2 separate regions of the Homo sapiens genome follow, and region 1 is linked to region 2. A link is a contact called in ENCODE Hi-C or POLR2A ChIA-PET data. All regions are on one chromosome and are shown on one strand. Each heading gives the region's core, a stretch centred on a gene start or an enhancer-like site at or near the end of the contact. The rest is flanking DNA. Distances are from core to core; before and after follow the strand shown. Region 1 overlaps CRLF3 (cytokine receptor like factor 3). Region 2 holds the start of TEFM (transcription elongation factor, mitochondrial).

Region 1 (3,483 bases), core at 228-2,727, 97 kb after region 2:
TGGAGTGCGATGGCACTATCTTAGCTCACTGCAACCTCCGCTTCCCGGGTTCAAGTGATTCTCCTGCCTCAGCCCAGTAGCTGGGACTACAGGCGTGCACCACTACGCTTGGGTAATTTTTGCATTTTTAGTAGAGACGGGGTTTCACCATGTTGGCCAGGCTGGTCTCGAACTCCTGACCACCTGATCTTGTGATCCACCTGCCTGGGCCTCCCAAAGTGCTGGGATTACAGGCATGAGCCAATGTGCTCAGGCCAAAACTTTGTAAGTTTTAATGGTCTGTTACATTAAAGGTTTTAGTGGCAGATTATTTCAAAATATTATTGATCAACATAAACAATGTATATTACAGTTTCCTGTTTGAAATCTTGTCTGTCATTTGTATTCTTAAATCTATTTTGTTACAAATCACCACAGTTGTTTTTGCCTTGAATGACTAGGTAGCATTTGAAGCTGATTGGTTGTCCACCACACAATTCTTTACACAGGGACAGGAAATACTACGTGTTATACCAAGAAGTGTCTTTAGCCAATACATAATTTACAGATTTATCTGGGAGCTCTTTTAAAATAGTGTTCTATGGCCGAGCGCGGTGGCTCACACTTGTAATCTCAGCACTTTGAGAGGCCGAGGCAGGAGGATTGCTTGAGTCCAGGAGTTCGAGACCAGCCTGGGCCACATGATGAAAATCCGTCTCGACAAAAAATACAAAATATAGCTGGGTGTAGTGACACATGCCTGTGGTCCCAGCTACCTGGGAGGCTAAGGTGGGAGAATCACCTGAGCCCAGGAGTTCGAGGCCGCAGTGAGTTGTGATTGTACCACTGCTCTCCAGCCTGGACGACCAAGTGAGAACCTGTCTCAAAAAAAAAGTGTCCTGTAAGTACAAAACAGCATGGTGTAATGAAAGAGCATAGTCTTTGGAGTTAGACTGTTTCTGGCACTGCGAAGCCTTGGGTAAGTTGTCTTCTTTCTCTTCTTTGGTCCTCACTTTCTGAAAGTGCATTGTGAAGATTTATTGAGTTAACAGTGAACGCATGGAACCATTGGTACCACATCAAATATGAAGAAATTCACTCAGCAGTGGAGCTGCATTTTTAAATTAGTTTCATAAAGTCAAGCAAATGAACTTGATTAGTTACATGATTGGATTAAAGGTGACTAGGCTTTAAATCATGAAATATTTCAAGGAAAAGAAAATGATCCCATGGTGGTATCAAGTTTCAAATGGCAGTGGTTGGGATTCTATGAGCAAAAGGGACCAAATTTACAATGAGAGTACAGGAGGTGAATTTGGAAATTGAGTCTCATTTTTTTAGCCCTCTGTCTGTTTTGTGTTCACTTACTTCCTTTTTTCTGAGGTTCTGAAACAAAAACAAAACGTAGGCTCTGCAACAGCTGAAGGAGCTTTTGAATTCTTTCTGAAGAGGAAATTGACTTTACCTAACCAATGCACTTCCTGTGTATGCTATATCCGCTAAAGAGCAAGACAGGACCTCAGAGGCACAGTGCTCAACTGCAGAATTTCCTCTTGGCCATTCGAAATGTATTACAGCGTTCTGACACAAGGTCTTCACTTATTCTGGTATCTGTAATATGTATACAAAGCAACTGAGGGTCCTGTTAAAAATACAGATTTGGCCGGGTGCGGTGGCTCATGCCTGTAATCCCAGCACCTTGGGAGGCTGAGGCGGGCAGATCACAAGGTCAGGAGTTCGCGACCAGCCTGGCCAAAATGGTGAAACCCCGTCTCTACTAAAAATACAAAAAAATTAGCTGGGCTTGGTGGCGCATGCCTGTAATCCCAGCTACTAGGGGGGCTGAGGCAGGAGAACTGCTTGAACCTGGGAGGCGGAGGTTGCAGTGAGCCGAGTTGGCGCCACTGCACTCCAGCCTGGGCGACAGAGCAAGACTCAAAAAAAAAATATATATATATACAGGTTTGGCTGGGCGCGTTGGCTCACGCCTGTAATTCCAGCACTTTGGGAGGCTGAGGCAGAAGGATCACCTGAGGTCAGGAGTTCGAGACCAGCCTGACCAATATGATGAAACCCCATCTCTACTAAAAATACAAAAATTAGCCAGGCATGGTGGCATGCGCCTGTAATCCCAGCTACTCAGGAGGCTGAGACAGGAGAATCACTTGAACCCGGGAGGTGGAGGTTGCAGTGAGCCAAGATTGCTCCATTGCACTGCAGCCTGGGTAACAAGAGCAAAACTCCATCTCCAAAAAAAAAAAAAAAAAAAAAAAAAATATAGGTTCTAGGGGAGGAGGAGGAAAGAAAAAAAATTCATGTTCTGATTTAGCAGTTCTGGGTGGGGCCTGAGATTCTGAATTTCTAACAGTATCCCAGGGGTTGTGTTAAAATCATAAGGTATTCTCTCTTTGGTTCTTTTAGAAAGTTCTTTGAAACACACATGATTAACTGCGTTTTCACTCAACAGCATTTGTTTACCAGATGCTATGTAGATGAGGGCCCAGTTTGCAAAGATCTCATAGTTGAATGGTGAGCTGAATCAAGTGCAATTTGGGTTTATGGCCTTTCTTTCTTTTTAAAATTTTTACTTGGATTTATTTCACAGAAATTCTTTGGTAAATACAGAAATTAGTTAACAATTAATTTAGGATTTCTCTTTGTGATTTAAAGAATTATTTTACTAACTGCATAAATATTATTATAACTGCGTTAATGTCAAATGGAGAGAAAAGGGCTGGATGAGGTGGCTCACGCCTTATCCCAGCACTTTGGGAGGCTAAGGTGGGTGGATCACCGGAGATCAGGAGTTCAAGACCAGCTTGGCGAAACTTTGTCTCTACTAAAAATACAAAAATTAGCCAGGCGTGGTGGCATGCGCCTGTAATCTCAGCTACTCAGGAGACTAAGGCAGGAGAATCTCTTGAACCCAGAAGGCAGAGGTTGCAGTGAGCCGAGATTGCGCCACTGCACTCCAGTCTGGGCCACAAGAGTGAAACTCTGTGTCAAAAAAAAAAAAAAAAAAAAAAAAAAAAAAAAGGAAAGAAAATTGTTTCTATGGTCTGCCCACCCAGTAAATGATACTGCTCTTTTTCTGTTTTAGTCCTTGGGCATGGGCATTTTTTGTTTTTACATGGTCGTGAACATTGCTGGGAAACAATATTGTATTCTGCTTTTTAAATTTAGAGAGAATTTAGAGAATAAATAGAAAGTTTTTAAATCTCTATATTAACTGTTGAAATATTGTCCTTTATTCATATTTTGATATGTTCTTTCTTGGTGGATTTTTCTTATACTTTAAACTTTCTTGATAAGAGAAAGTTAACAAAAGGGTTATGGTGGTAAACAATATGTCATATGAAACTAAGATAATAATATCTAGAAAGCAAAGTATGTTTTTGCTTTAACTTATCGGAGTGGCTTATAGTTAGAATTTTCCCATTAAGCGAGAGAAAATGAATTATATGTTACCTGAATTGTTTTTTGAGAAGAGGGCCTTGCTCTGTC
Region 2 (3,544 bases), core at 886-3,385:
GCAGTGGTGCCATCTCAGCTCGCTGCAAGCTCTGCCTCCCGGGTTCACGCCATTCTCCTACCTCAGCCTCCTGAGTAGCTGGGACTACAGGCGCCCGCCACCACGCCCGGCTAATTTTTTGTATTTTTTAGTAGAGACGGGGTTTCACCGTGTTATCCAGGATGGTCTCGATCTCCTGACCTCGTAATCCCCCCTCCTCGGCCTCCCAAAGCGCTGGGATTACAGGCGTGAGCCACCGTGCCGGCCTTCCTGTCCTCATTTTAATTAGTTACATCTACAATGACCTTATTTGGAAATAATAAGGTACTGGGGGTTAGGACTTCAACAAATCTGTTTTGAGGGATGCAATTCAATCATAACATCTCAGTAAACTGAATAAGCCCTACAGTTGAGGAAATTATTTCCTCCTGATTTGGAGGATTTTGCAGAAAAAAGTTGATGTTATTTCTTGTTAGATTCCTAAGTTCCCCAGAAACTGCCAAGGTTTCTAGACTTCCTATGAGCAATTTTTTTTCTTTTTTTGAGACAAGGTCTGGCTCTGTCCCCCACGCTGGAGTGTGGTGACACGATCTCCACTCACTGCAACCTCTACCTCCCGGGCTCAGGTGATTCTCCCACCTCAGCCTCCTGAGTAGCTGGGATAACAGGCGTGCTCCACCACACCCGGCTAATTTTTTCGTAGAGACGGGGTTTCGCCATGTTGCCCAGGGTGGTCTGGAACTCAAGAGCTCAAGCGATCCGCCCGTCTCGGCCTCCCAAAGTGCTGGAATTACACTTTGGGAGCCACTGCTCCCGACCAGCACATTTTATTAATACTTATGATTCCCCTACATCCCCACTGCCTTCCAGACACAAACAATCAACCCATTGCTGCCTCATAAAAACGCAAACTCATCACCTTTCCCTCCCTCCTGAATTCCCCGTTTTTCACAAAACTGGCTCCCCATCTTCCAGAAATAATTCTTTTCTTTCCACTCTCCTTACATCTCCTAGGTTCAATTCCTTACGGTTGGCCAGGCGCAGTGGCCCACGCCTGTAATCCCAGCACTTTGGGAGGCCGAGTCGGGCGGATCACCTGAGGTCAGGAGTTCGAGACCAGCCTGGCCAACATGGTGACACCTGTCTCTACTAAAAATACAAAAATTAGCCGGGCGTAGTGGCGCTCGCCTGTAATCTCAGCTACTCGGGAGGCTGAGGCACGAGAATCACTTGAAATCGGGAGGCGGAGTTTGCAGTGAGTCCAGATCGCACCACTGCACTCCAACCTGGGCGACAGAGCAAGACTGTTAAAAAAAAAATTCCTTACGCTTGCCTCTCACCTGGGAAGATACACTCTCTTCGCGACTTCTCATTGCTCCCAGGCTCTTCACCTGCAATCCAGCCTCACATTCGCTATACAGTATATGGCCAATTTTCTAGGAACACTCTCCAGTCTGACTGCAAATCATAAACCTCGGGGACTTCAGGCTTCCTATCTGGTGGAGTATTCAACTGCTCCACCCATTATTCAAGGACCAACTAAATTCGGCGCTACATTCATCTCCCTTTATCCCTTCTAAGAGGAATACCGCTCCAGCGCCAACGCAATCTCCTCCTCCCTCGCCTTTACCTAATCCCTTGCCTGCCCTGTTTCCCCGCTGAGCTCCTCAAACACTTCGCATCTCTCCCCGTTATTCCAGTCTACCTGGTGAAAAGGTTATTTGAGGACCTTGTCTACGCTGCCCCTACCTGATCCCGCTCCCGGCGCCACAGGCTGGGCCCCAACAGGAGCTCCTCAATCTAAGTGTCTAGGAGAAACCCAGGGAGTCTCCACGAAGGAGGCACTTTACCCACTACAGACTAAAACTGGCCTCGGAATCGCCTTCCTGGAGATTCGGCCCAGCGGCTCTCAGGAGTCGGTAGGGGCAAGAACGTTTCCCCGGTGCAGTGGAAGAAGACTGCGGGCCAGCCAGGGACTCGGGATCCGGGGACAGGGCCTCGGCAGGCGCCCGCCTGGAAGCCCGCAGCCCAGACGCGGACGACCCACTGCTCAGCGGGACACACCTCGGGCCTTGCCCCGGAACGCCGCTTGGACAACAACCTTTCCGCCGAGTGCAGGCCGAGCGCTTTTGGGCGCAGCACGCAGGAACCGGAAGTCAATGGAGGAAGACTGGACCTACTGATTCAACTTGGAGATGAGCGGGTCTGTCCTCTTCACGGCGGGAGGTAGGGTGCTTGGAACACTGGGGTGATTTCCCGTCTGTCATTAGCCTCTGACCCTAGAGGCTAATGGAATACGGCGGGAGGTAGGGTGCTTGGAACACTGGGGTGATTTCCCGTCTGTCATTAGCCTCTGACCCTAGAGGCTAATGGAATACGGCTGGAGGTATTCTGGAGGAACCTGGAGTGTTTCCTTCCTCATGTCCCTCATGTCCTAGAGTGTTTCCTTCCTCATGTCCCTTGTTCAGGCCCCTCTCTTGGGGCCCCAGCCTAGCTGACGGGGCAGTTTTCGGAACATTTGTGCTTCCCCGGCCTCAGGGTCCACGGGTGGCTCCTCAGAGTGGGCGGATGGTTCACATTCTCACAGCCGCTTGCTTACCTCTGGCCACATTACTTTCCTGTGGCTGCGATGTTAGAGTGACTTCCCACTGGTTTTACAAAGTTATGCATTGTATGGTGTTTCTCATACTTGCAAAAACGTCATGTAGAAGTCTTGAAAAGTGTACGGAAGAAAGTAAAACTGCCCTTAAATCTATCACTTAGCTGAAACATTTCTTATAAACGTACAAAATTTAATTTTATTTAGTTCCACCAGATGAGATACTAAAATGTGAAAATGGAAGTGAAGACAAAACCCTTTTTTTTTTTTTTTTGAGACGGAGTTTCGCTCTTGTTGCCGAGACTGGAGTGCAATGGTGCGATCTCGGCTCACCGCAACCTCCGCCTTCCGGGCTCAAGCGATTCTCCTGCCTCAGCCTCCCGAGTAGCTGGGATTACAGGCATGTGCCACCACGCCCGGCTAATTTTGTATTATTAGTAGAGACAGGGTTTCTCCATGTTGGTCAGGCTGGTCTCGAACTCCCGACCTCAGGTGATCCGCCCACCTCGGCCTCCCAAAGTGCTGGGATTATAAGCGTGAGTCACCGCGCCCGGCCTAAGACAAACCTTAACAGGAAATATTAGTTACAAAAAGATTCCTCTAAATTAAAAATATCAGAAACTTTAAGCAGTTGGAATAATTATTTCAACTACTTGCTTCCTGATGGGTATAAAATACAATTTTCTAGGTAGTAAAACTTCGGACTGATCCATAAATATCGGGAGACATCTCTCGTGACTTGAAAACAACAAAAGCTCTATTTAAAACTCTATATAATATAGTTTAAAAACTAATCCTCTTTTAAAGATGATTCTCGGGCCGGGCACAGTGGCTCACGCCTGTAATCCCAGCACTTTGGGAGGCTGAGGTGGGCGGATCACGAGGTCAGGAGATGGAGACCATCCTGGCTAACACTGTGAAACCCCGTCTCTACTAAATATACAAAAAATTAGCCGGGCGTGGTGG

Evidence for each region. A loop is a pair of places that touch in the nucleus more often than their neighbours do. ChIA-PET counts read pairs that join two places held with the same protein, here RNA polymerase II (POLR2A). Pooled maps may share reads with other maps.
Region 1: a map of B cell shows a loop between it and region 2 (12-fold over the local background). The contact joins the enhancer-like site here to the promoter of TEFM in region 2. A Hi-C loop is called at or near these places in 1 of 168 maps with a recorded cell type or tissue (B cell) and 7 of 50 pooled maps. POLR2A ChIA-PET finds 5 or more read pairs at or near these places in 6 of 52 experiments (B cell, HEK293, K562 and 2 more).

What each region holds. Positions count from the first base shown.
Region 1 is chr17:30,807,050-30,810,532 of GRCh38, reverse strand. All of the region lies in intron 1 of CRLF3 (cytokine receptor like factor 3), which reads left to right. Among named protein-coding and RNA genes, the nearest start is that of CRLF3, 16 kb to the left of the region's middle. Within about 2 kb of position 1,477, at least 8 of the 41 ENCODE cell types and tissues checked have a DNase peak (open chromatin) inside an H3K27ac peak, as active enhancers do; they include B cell, where a contact is called at or near this core.
Region 2 is chr17:30,904,829-30,908,372 of GRCh38, reverse strand. TEFM (transcription elongation factor, mitochondrial) reads left to right here and starts at 2,135. Exons shown (of 4, transcript NM_024683.4): 1 at 2,135-2,205. The coding sequence starts at 2,175. RefSeq lists enhancers at 597-1,397, 1,376-1,645.